2 separate regions of the Homo sapiens genome follow, and region 1 is linked to region 2. A link is an interaction called in ENCODE POLR2A ChIA-PET data of the cell type or tissue named here. Cell type or tissue: Caco-2. All regions are shown on one strand. Each heading gives the region's core, and the rest is flanking DNA. Links, peaks and the distances in the headings are about the cores only. Region 1 overlaps PPP6C (protein phosphatase 6 catalytic subunit). Region 2 overlaps GAPVD1 (GTPase activating protein and VPS9 domains 1).

The links. ChIA-PET counts read pairs that join two places held together with the same protein. Peaks named below come from ENCODE experiments on the same cell type or tissue, not always from the same donor. Only the 100,000 strongest peaks of a DNase experiment are listed, where the experiment ranks them.
Region 1: POLR2A ChIA-PET joins it to region 2 with 6 read pairs; 6 of 35 experiments call an interaction of 5 or more read pairs at or near these places.

Annotation. Positions count from the first base shown.
Region 1 is chr9:125,182,549-125,187,929 of GRCh38, forward strand. The region is part of intron 1 of PPP6C (protein phosphatase 6 catalytic subunit); the gene reads right to left. Among named protein-coding and RNA genes, the nearest start is that of PPP6C, 4.6 kb to the right of the region's middle. In Caco-2, for the core only: no CTCF peak of the experiment used is centred there; no DNase peak of the experiment used is centred there.
Region 2 is chr9:125,335,124-125,340,504 of GRCh38, forward strand. It overlaps GAPVD1 (GTPase activating protein and VPS9 domains 1), which reads left to right. Exons shown (of 28, transcript NM_001282680.3): 16 at 1,895-1,972; 17 at 2,098-2,468. Among named protein-coding and RNA genes, the nearest start is that of GAPVD1, 76 kb to the left of the region's middle. In Caco-2, for the core only: no CTCF peak of the experiment used is centred there; a DNase peak (open chromatin) is centred at 2,348.

The sequences.
Region 1 (5,381 bases), core at 278-5,277, 150 kb before region 2:
CTCTACTATAATACAGATCACTGGGAATGAGAAGTTAGAAATCTGGAATGACCATGATATTCACACGCTTATGATCCAGAAGGTAGTATCTGTATCCTCAGGCCAGATCAGAGTTTCTCAACCATGGCACTACTAATTATTCATTGCAGGGGACTGCTTGCTGTCTTGTGGATGTTTAGCAAAATCTCCGACATCTACGCCTACTAGATACCCATAGTAACTTCCCACCCCTCCCCTGACCCAGCTGTGACAACCAAAAATGTCTCCAGACACTGCCAAAAATTCTTTGGGGGGCAAAATTGCCCCCAGTTGAGAACGACTGGTCTAGATCTTTCTCCTGCGTTTAATACTATTAGAACAGTGTTTAGAGCACATTTGGCAATCAACAAGTAGTTGTTATCTAAGTAACATAAGTATCCAAGAGTAATTCTGGACACCTCTATCTCAATGTCTTAGCTTGGCAGCATCTCAAACTCAATATGGCCCAAACCAAACTTCCCGTATTCCTTAATCTAGTTATAGTACTAAGTAATCCTTGCCAGAAACTAAAAAATTATGCTAAACTCTCTTCATCATAACCTAGACCAAATCTGTTAACAGGTGCCACTATACCTTCTTCATTTCCTTTCCAACACAACAATCACTTATCATTGCCTTATCTCAGACTCTCATATCACCGGGCCTACTGCTTCTATGACATTTTTCCTGCATTCCAATCCATGGTCCACAATGCTGCCAGAATAAACATTTCAAAAGCCTACTGTCATTCTCCTTCTTAAAAACTCCTCAAGCGTATTCCTCCATTTATGGCAGTGTTTCCCAAACACCAAATACCATTTTCATTATTTTGTCATATTCCTACCACATACAACAGTGTATCCCTGTAATAATTTTCTTTGAATCTACTTTTATTTTTAGTTAGCTACATTTTAAACAGTATCACGAATCACAGTATGATTTTTCCCTAAAATATAAAAACATTTCATAGTGTTCATGCACCACCTAAAAAATAACAATCTAAGTTTAACAGCCTACTCTTCTATGATTTGGCATCTTTCTTTCCAGTACCACCTCCAGCCATACCAAACCACTTCAAGTTCCCCGAACCAGCCATGTTCTTGCAAATTACATTATACTATTGCACATGGTGTTTATTCTGTTTGCATGTTCTTTCCTTCTCATTTTGTCTACCTGAACTCTGCCCCTCGTAACTGCTCCTTTATGAAATCATCTCTGACTCTAAAGTTACATACTGCTTCTTCTGTTTGCCAACACCCTGGTCAGCCTCTATTACAGTCTTTGTTTACCTCCTTACCTCCCTTACTATATTGAAAGCCCCTCAAAGGCAGACACAAGTATCCAATTCTGCCCCTGGCACCCACAGGGAACAGTACTCAACACAAGGAACCATGTAAATAAGTGTTTGTTGGCTGGGCACAGTGGCTCACACCTATAATCTCAGCATTTTGGGAGGCCAAGGCAGGAGAATCACCTGAAGCATTTGGGACCAGCCTGGACAGCATAGCAAGACGCTATCCCTTAAAAAAATTTTTTTTTTGCCAGGCGCGGTGGCTAACGCCTATAATCCCTGCACTTTGGGAGGCCAAGGCGGGTGGATCACGAGGTCAGGAGATTGAGACCATCCTGGCAAACACAGTGAAACCCCATCTTTACCAAAAATACCAAAAAACTAGCCAGGCATGGTGGCATGCATCTGTAGTCCCAGCTACTTGGGAGGCTGAGGCAGGAGAATTGTTTGAACCCAGGAGGCAGAGGTTGCAGTGAGCCGAGATCGCGCCATTACACTCCAGCCTGGTGACAGAGTGAGACTCCATCTCAAAAATAAAAATAATAATTAATCAGCTGGGCACACTATTGCACACCTGTACTCCCAGCTACTTTTGAGGCTGAGGCAGAAGGATCAATTGAGCCCAGGAGTTTGAGGTTGCAGCAAGCTACAACTGCACCACTGCACTCCACCCTGGGCAGCAGACTGAGACCCTACCTCAAAGAAAAAAAAAAAAAGAAGAAGAAGAAACAAGTATTTGTCATAAAGCAGTAAACAGTTTGAGTCAATAAACCTTTACTGATTATCACATACAGGGCAGTGTTCTAAAATTGTGGAAAACACAAATAAGGAATGGCCAAACACAGTGGCTCACATCTGTAATCCCAACACTTTGGGAGGCCGAGGTGGGCGGATCACCTGAGGCCAGAAGTTCGAGACCAGCCTGGCCAACATGGTGAAACCCCATCTCTACCAAAAAATATATATATACAAAAATTAGCTGGGTGTGGTAGTGCGCACCTGTAATCCCAGCTGAGGCAGAACTGCTTGAACCCAGGAGGTGGAGACTGCAGTGAGCTGAGATGGTACCACTGTACTCCAGCCTGGGCAATAGAGTTAGATTCAGTCTCAAAAAAAAAAAAAAAAAAAAAACCTCAGGTAAACATGTCACCCTTAAGAACTGTCCAAGAGATTAGACAACCTCCAAGTTATAGAACCCCTGCTCCCCAAAAATATTAATACTTAAATATAAGTATTCAGTAAACCTGCCTTTATCATTAATTCTTCCATTTAGCCAGGTATGGAATCTGTATCTTTTATTAATCTCTCTGAAATCTTTCTTGTGGATAAAATCACATGAGCTCTTTATAAGAAAGGTTACACTGTGGTCCATTTACTTTCACATATGTCATTTTTTTTTTTTTTTGAGACAGGGTCTCGCTCTGTTGGCCAGGCTGGAGTGCAGTGGCATGATCTCGGCTCACTGCAACCTCCATCTCCCAGGCTCAAGCAATTCTCCTGCCTCAGCCTCCCGGCCCACATATGTCATTCTTATTCCTTCAAAACTGTTATGTATGCCAGGCATGGTGGCTCACGCCTGTAATCCCAGCACTTTGGGAGGCTGAGAAGGGTGGATCACCTGAGGTCAGGAGTTTGAGACCAGCCTGGCCAACATGGTGAAACCCCATCTCTACTAAAAATACAAAAATTAGCCAGGAGTGGTGGTGGGTGCCTGTAATCCCAGCTACTCAGGAGGCTGAGGCAGGAGAATCGCTTGAATCCGGGAGGCGGAGGTTGCAGTGAGCTGAGAACGTGCACCTGCACTCTAGCCTGGGCAACAGAGCAAGACTCCGTCTCAAAAAAACAAACTAACAGGCCAGGCTCACACCTATAATCCCAGCACTTTGGGAGGCCGAGGTGGGTGCATCATCTGAGGTGAGGAGTTCGAGACCAGCCTGAACAACATGGGGAAACCTGGTCTCTACTAAAAATACAAAATTAACTGGGCGTGGTGGCACATGCCTGTAATCACAGCTACTCAGGAAGGCTGAGGCAGGAGAATCGCTTGAACCCGGGAGGCAGAGGTTGCAGTGAGCCAAGCTCACGCCATTGCACTCCACCCTGAGCAACAAGAGCGAACAAACAAACAAAAACAGTTATGTAGATTTGATCCAGTACTAGTGATGTGACCATTTCCAACTTAGCGAAACAGAAATTGTGATTAAATCTGGAACATCGTATGCATTTAGTATTTTATCTTCTAATCAATTTAAAACACAAGTAAATTTCTGTCTTCTTTTCTACAGAACAAATCTTTTCCATCTTGCTCATTAAGTGGCCTCAATGATTACTTTTCTTAATAGAATGTTTTATTTTGCCTTTACAGCCTCAGAAAAAGTACTCCTGGCATACTTTCTTGGCCTAATTTTAGGTTGCACTTCATGCCAAGAAACAGAAAAAAATTAAATTTCTTTAAATACACCAGAGATGAGCAACACAACAAATTAATCTGATAAAAGCATTTCCAAGACAGAAAAAAAAGTCTCTACCTATAAAGAAAAATTCAGAATACTTTTGTCTTGGTTGCCCAAAACATATATTTTTAAGTTTATTAAGAAATGGATACAGGCCAAGTATAGTGGCTCATGCCTGTTATCCCAGCATTTTGGGAAGCCAAGGTGGGAGGATCGCTTGAGCCCAGGAGTTCAAGACTGGCCTGGGTAACATAGCAAGACCCTGTCTCTACCAAAAAAATAAATAAAAATTAGCTGGTCATGGGGGCATGTGCCTGTGGTCCCAGCTTCTCAGGAGGCTAAGGTGGGAGGACTGCCTGAGCCCAGGAGGTCGAGGCTGCAATGAGCCATGATTGTGCCACCACACTACAGCATGGGTGAGAGTGAGACCATGTCCCCGCTCCCCCACCAAAAAAAAGATTAAAAATTTTTTTAAGAAAAAAAAAGAAACAAATACAAGTCAAGTACAATGCAGCTATGTTTCAACAAGAAATAAAATGGTCTAAAAATTGTACTTCCTTAAGGTAAGAAGGAAATCTAATGTTTATCAAACTAAGAGGTACAAAGAAGTCCAACAGATTTTTCTTTCTTTTTTTTTTTTTTTTTTTTTTTGGTGAGACGGAGTCTCCCTCTGTCACCCAGGCTGGACTGCAGTGGCGCAATCTTGGCTCACTGCAACCTCCGCCTCCCTGGTTCAAGCGATTCTCCTGCCTCAGCCTCCCAAGTAGCTGGGATTCCAAGCACCTGCCACCACCTCCAGTTTATTTTTGTATTTTTAGTACAGACGGGGTTTCACCATGTTGGCCAGGCTGGTCTCGAGCTCCTGACCTCAAGTGATCCACCTGCCTCAGCCACCCAAAGTGCTGGGATTACAGGCGTGAGCCACTGCACCTGGCCAGATTATCTTTCAAATCATTTCAGTGCCCAATTTCCTTTTCTTTTTTTTTGAGACAGAGTCTTGCTCTGTCTCCCAGGCTGGAGTACAGTGGTGTGATCCCGGCTCACTGCAAGCAATTCTCCCGGGTTCAAGCCATTCTCCCTGCCTCAGCCTCCCAAGTAAGTAAACTGGGATTACAGGCACCTACCACCATGCTCGGCTAATTTCTGTGTTTTTAGTAGAGAGGGGGTTTCACCAAGTCGGTCAGTCTGGTCTCAAACTCCTGATCTCAAATGATCTGCCCACCTCAGCCTCCCCAAGTACTGAGATTACGCCACTGTGCCCTAGACACATTTTCATAAAAAGCAACATTTTATTCATCATAAACACAAAGTTCAAAAAAGCTTTATGCATGATAAATAAGAAGAAAAAATTCCATGTCAATTCACTGACATGCAATAGTCAACCTCACCTATGGGATTAATAATGCTACTAAGAGGTCTGGTTAGTTTTCCATGAATTGGGTCCCAATGCTAGTTGTATTCTTATTCCCTTAAAAAAACCACATAGCAGAAAGAAGCCACAAAAGGAATGTCTGAAGGACTCAGATGAGCACAAATGCTACATTACTACTAACGAAGGCTGTCCTTATTTGAAATTATTCTATTAAAAACGGGAAAATGCACAAGAATGACTCCCCTAT
Region 2 (5,381 bases), core at 152-5,151:
CTACTAACATATTGTTCCTTTTCCAACTACATGTCCGTGTGAGGCCAGATTTTCTTTATATACTTCAGCCAAAACAACATTTTCAACACATTGAAGCAGAAGCAGACATGAGAATCCAGCTGTCTTCTAGTAAGCTGTACATTAAAAATACTTGCAAAAAATGTGTCATTCTCTTCATTTTTTATTTTGGAAAATAATAGTTATTTATTTATTTATTTTTAATGCTTTTTTGTGTTACCATTAAAATTTTTTCTTTTTTTTTTTAAAAATGGGGCTGGGCGCGGTGGCTCACGCCCATAATCCCAGCACTTTGGGAGGCCGAGGCAGGCGGATTACGAGGTCAGGAGATCGAGACCATCCTGGCCAACATGGTGAAACCCCATCTCTACTAAAAATACAAAAAATTAGCTGGGTGTGGTGGCGTGTGCCTGTAATGCCAGCTACTCGGGAGGCTGAGGCAGGAGAATCGCTTGAACCCAGGAGGTGGAGGTTGCAGTGAGCTGAGATCACACCACTGCACTCCACCCTGGTGACAGAGTGAGACTCTGTCTCAAAAAAGCAAAAAATGGACAGCCTCCCAAACCAGAGTAGGTTCAGAGAGACTCTTGTATTACCATTTAATGGGTATATTTAAATGAATTAATAAATATTTAAACTTCAGTTTTCTAATATAGAATATCAATAGATATAACCACCATAAACAAAAGCTATTAGGGTCAGTAATTTTTTAAGTTGTAAAGATATCTTGGCCAGGCATGGTAGCTCATGCCTGTAATCCCAGCACTTTGAGAGGCAGAGGCAGGAGGAGTGCTTGAGCCTAGGAGTTCAAGACCAGCCTGGGCAACATGGTGAGACCCTGTCTCTACAAAAAATAACATAAAAATTAGCTGGGTGTGGTGTGCTCACAGCTATTTGGGAGGCTAAGGCAGGAGGATCACTCGAGCCCAAGAGATTGAGGCTGCAGTGAGCTATGTTTGCACCACTGCACTCCAGCCAGGGTGACAGAGCAAGACTTTGTCTCCAAAAAAAAAAAAAAAAGCCTGAGACCAAAATTTGAGAACTGCTGTTTTAGTCCATCTTTTATAATGATCTAACTATAGAACAAAAGTAAAAATCAAAAGGCATAATAGTACTCTCATTCATTATCAAAAGATATAGCTTGAGACCAAAAAAAAAAAAAAACAAAAAACAAAAAATAGCTTCAGACTAAAAACATTTAGATTAATAATTTTTTTATGTTTGAAATTTCCATCCTCTGCATACTTATCTATTTTAAAGTTATTTGCTGAGAGCAGTGTTAGAACTTCAAGATTTACAGCCTTTTATTTGTACGCTGTCTGTACAGAGTATTGCCCCTATGTTTATAATTTATTTATTTTTTAATTTTTAGTTCTTGTAAATTTTTGTAGAGACCAGGTCTCACCATCTTGCCCAGACTGGTCTTGAACTCCTGGGCTCAAGCGGTCCTCCCTCCTTGGCCTCCCAAAGCACTGGGATTAAAGGCATGAGCCCCTACACCTGGCCTGCCCCCTATATTTTCAGGTGAGGGGAAGGCGAGGCTCAGGGAAGCTGTGACATTCTCAAAACATTGATGGTTTAGGTCTTCCGGCTTTGTTCTCTTTGCATGAACCATACTAGCATTTGGCCATTAGAAGTAACAGGCATGTAGATGCCAGACCACTTAAATGTAAAGAAAATCTGTGTATGAAGATACTCATAAAAACAGAAAATGAATTGGAAGTAATCATAATTTGATTTTTTTTTTCTGGTATGCCTCTCAAGTTCTAATGGATCAAAAAAGGAACCGTCAAAGAATACTTAAAACCCTTTAAACTGTGTTGAGACCGTCTGTCCTGCGTCCTGGCTTGGTCTCACAGTTTCCCTCCTGTTTTAGGTGCCCACCAGCTGACCTCTCCTCCTTCTCAGTCAGAGTCTCTGCTGGCCATGTTTGATCCACTGTCTTCACATGAAGGTAAACCAGTGAAATGAACTTTTTCACTTATGTCACAGACAGGAGGAGGAAACCAAATCCCCTTGTTAATGCCTTTGTTAGATATGTTGTGTCTCAGTTACAAAACTTTTTTTCCTGTGTTGCAGGGGCTTCTGCTGTGGTAAGGCCAAAGGTTCACTATGCTAGGCCATCGCATCCACCACCAGATCCCCCAATCCTGGAAGGAGCTGTGGGAGGAAATGAGGCCAGGTTGCCAAACTTTGGTTCCCATGTTTTAACTCCAGCTGAAATGGAGGCATTCAAGCAAAGGCATTCTTACCCTGAGAGACTAGTTCGAAGCAGGAGCTCTGATATAGTATCTTCTGTCCGGAGACCCATGAGTGACCCCAGCTGGAACCGGCGTCCAGGAAATGAAGAGCGAGAACTCCCTCCAGCTGCAGCCATTGGTGCTACTTCTTTGGTGGCTGCACCTCATTCATCATCTTCATCCCCGAGTAAGGACTCCTCAAGAGGAGAGGTATGGGACATAGGCCGTGAAAAAGAATTATGTTCTGCCTGCCTAGTTCTCTTGATATCTGAAATTAACATGGAATATATAAATCTAGGATTACAGATAGAGAGTAGTCATGATTAAAGATGATTTGTCAATCTATGGGCCCACAACCATAACCGCAGGAAACCTGTACAACTTTGGTTTTGTAGTGATACTATCTTGCATTTTTATGACACTTTTAGTTTCTCTAAGCAATTTTGTATCTGATTTTATTTAAACCTTACAATATCTTTCTGAGATGTTAGATGAGTTGTTTTTTGTTTTTTGAGATGGAGTCACACTCTGTTGCCCAGGCTAGAGTACAGTGGTGCAATCTTGGCTTACTGCTACCTCCGCCTCCCAGGTTCAAGCGATTCCTCTGCCTCAGCCTCCTGAGTAGGTGGGACTACAGGCATGCGCCACCACACCCGGCTAATTTTTTGCATTTTATTAGAGACGGGGTTTCACCATGTTGGCCAGGATGGTTTTGATCTCCTGACCTTGTGATCCGCCTGCCTTGGCCTCCCAGAGTTGCTGGGATTACAGGCATGAGCCACCGCACCTGGCCCCATGAGTATTTTTTATTTTAAACAATTTTAAAGTTACAAACAAGTTGGAAGTACAATAAAAGAACACTCCCTCCCCATTTGTGAGCAAGTTGCCAACCTGATGCTCCAGTACCCCTAAACACTTCAGTGTAAGTTTCCTACAAACAAGCAGATTCTCCTACACCTCATGGTACAGCCATCAGCTTCAGCAGATGAACATTGATACATTACTACCAGTTACTTATCACACCCCATTCATGTGTCCCAGTTGTCCCTGTAACATTTTTTATAGTAAAAAGGTTCTATTCAGAATCACAGACTGCTTTTAGTTGTCATGCCTTTTTAGTCTCCTTCAGTCTAGAACAGTTCCTCAGTTTTTTCTTGACTCATATGACCTGGACGCTCTTGAAATTTACAGGCCATTTGTTTTCTCGAATGTTCCTCAGGTTAGGTTGTTTGATGTTTTCTTGTGATTAGACTGAGGTTATTCATCTTTGGCAGGAATATCACTGAAATGACACTTTTTTTCATTGCACTTTGTCAGGTAGCACAGTTTTAATTTGTCCCATTTCTACAGTGTTCATTTGGATAATTTGAGGAAATGTTGTCTTCCAGGCTTTGCCACTGTAAAGTTACTCTTTTACCTTTATAATTAATAAGTATTTAGGGGGAGAGGGTACTTTAAAAATATGTAACTATCTGTTCTCCATCAAATTTTTAACTTACCTACTTATTATATCTGTGGTCTCATGGTTTTCTGTCTTTTAAAAAAATTTGTGTGTGTGTGTGTGTGTGTGTGTGTGTATATATATTTTTTGTTGTTGTTGTGGTTTGTTTGTTTGTTTTAGATAGGGTCTTGTTTTATCACCCATGCTGGAGTGCAGTGGTGCCAACACTGCTCATTGCAGCCTTAACCTCCCAGGCTCAGGCAATCCTCCCGCTTTGGCCTCCCAAGTAGTTGGGAGTATAGGCATGCACCACATGCCTGGCTAATTTTTTCGTTTGTTTGTTTTTGTAGAGATGGGGACTCACTGTGTTGCCCAGGTGCTTATCTTGAACTCTTGGGCTCAAACAGTCCTCCCACCCCAGCCTCCCAAGTGTTGGGATTACAGGCGTGAGCCACCCACAGTGCCTGGCCCAGTTTTCTGTCTTGGTTAGGGTTTGTCACTATTACTTATTTTGAAGCCCAGTTGTCCCTAATTGGGCCAATGAGAGCCCCTTCAGGCTGGCTCCTGAGTTCTTTTGATGCACTGCTACTATTCTTTGAGCATATCTTTACTTTCTGGCAAAAGATGTTATAGGCGGATACTGTACTTTGTCCTAGTTAGCTCTTTCTCGAAGTACCCTTATTTCTTTTAATGAAAAATGCTTTTTTGGAAATTGAGATCTGGATACAGTGTTTATTTGCTGTAGGAGTGTTGCTGCTCCCAGGACTACTCAGTGAATAGAGCTAGGGAGTGTGTGTGTTACACACACATTTACCTGTATATTTCATTTATCTACCTTTCTCCATAAATAAGACCATGAACTTACACTGACACATTCAATTCTAGTCCAAACACAACAGAGTTTGTTTCGTCTTTCTTCCTTTCCAAATTTGTAACTCATTTCTCCAACAGTGAGAAATCTACTTTCACTATTCTTCATGGGCATATTTATTCCATCAGTTCTCCTGTATGTATTCAATTTCTCATCCCCACTGTTAAGTTAACTCTTCCCTGGCACAGATGCCCTCATCTCTCTGCTAGGGTTCTGATAATTCTTTATCCCAGGTATGTAGATGAAAATGGAAATTAAGTGATTTGTCCATGGTCACATGATAGGCTATTAAAGGAATTACAGTCCCTGTCCTTTGGCCTGTTTTTTGTTTGTTTGTTTGTTTTTGAGATGGAGTCTCACTCTGTCGCCCAGGCTGGAGTGCAGTGGTGCGATCTCGGGTCACCGCAACCTCCACCTCCCGGGTTCAAGTGATTCTCCTGCCTCAGCCTCCCAAGTTGCTGGGATTATAGGCGAGCACCACCACGCCCGGCCAATTTTTGTATTTTTAGTAGAGATGAGGTTTCACCTTGTTGGCCGGGCTGTTCTTGAGCTCCTGACTTCAGGTGATCCACCCACCTCGGCCTTCCAAAGTGCTGGGATTACAGGCGTGAGCCACTGCATCCAGCTTCTTTGTCATGTGTTAATGATAACTTAATATAATTGGTGATCAAAACATGAACTTTAAAGTTGCTTAGGTCTAGGTTTGAGTCCTCAGCTGTGCCACATATAGGCTGTGTAACTTTGAGGAAGAGGGGGAGGTAACCTTTCTTTAGTCTCATATTTTTTATCGATAAAAAAGGCCGAATATAGG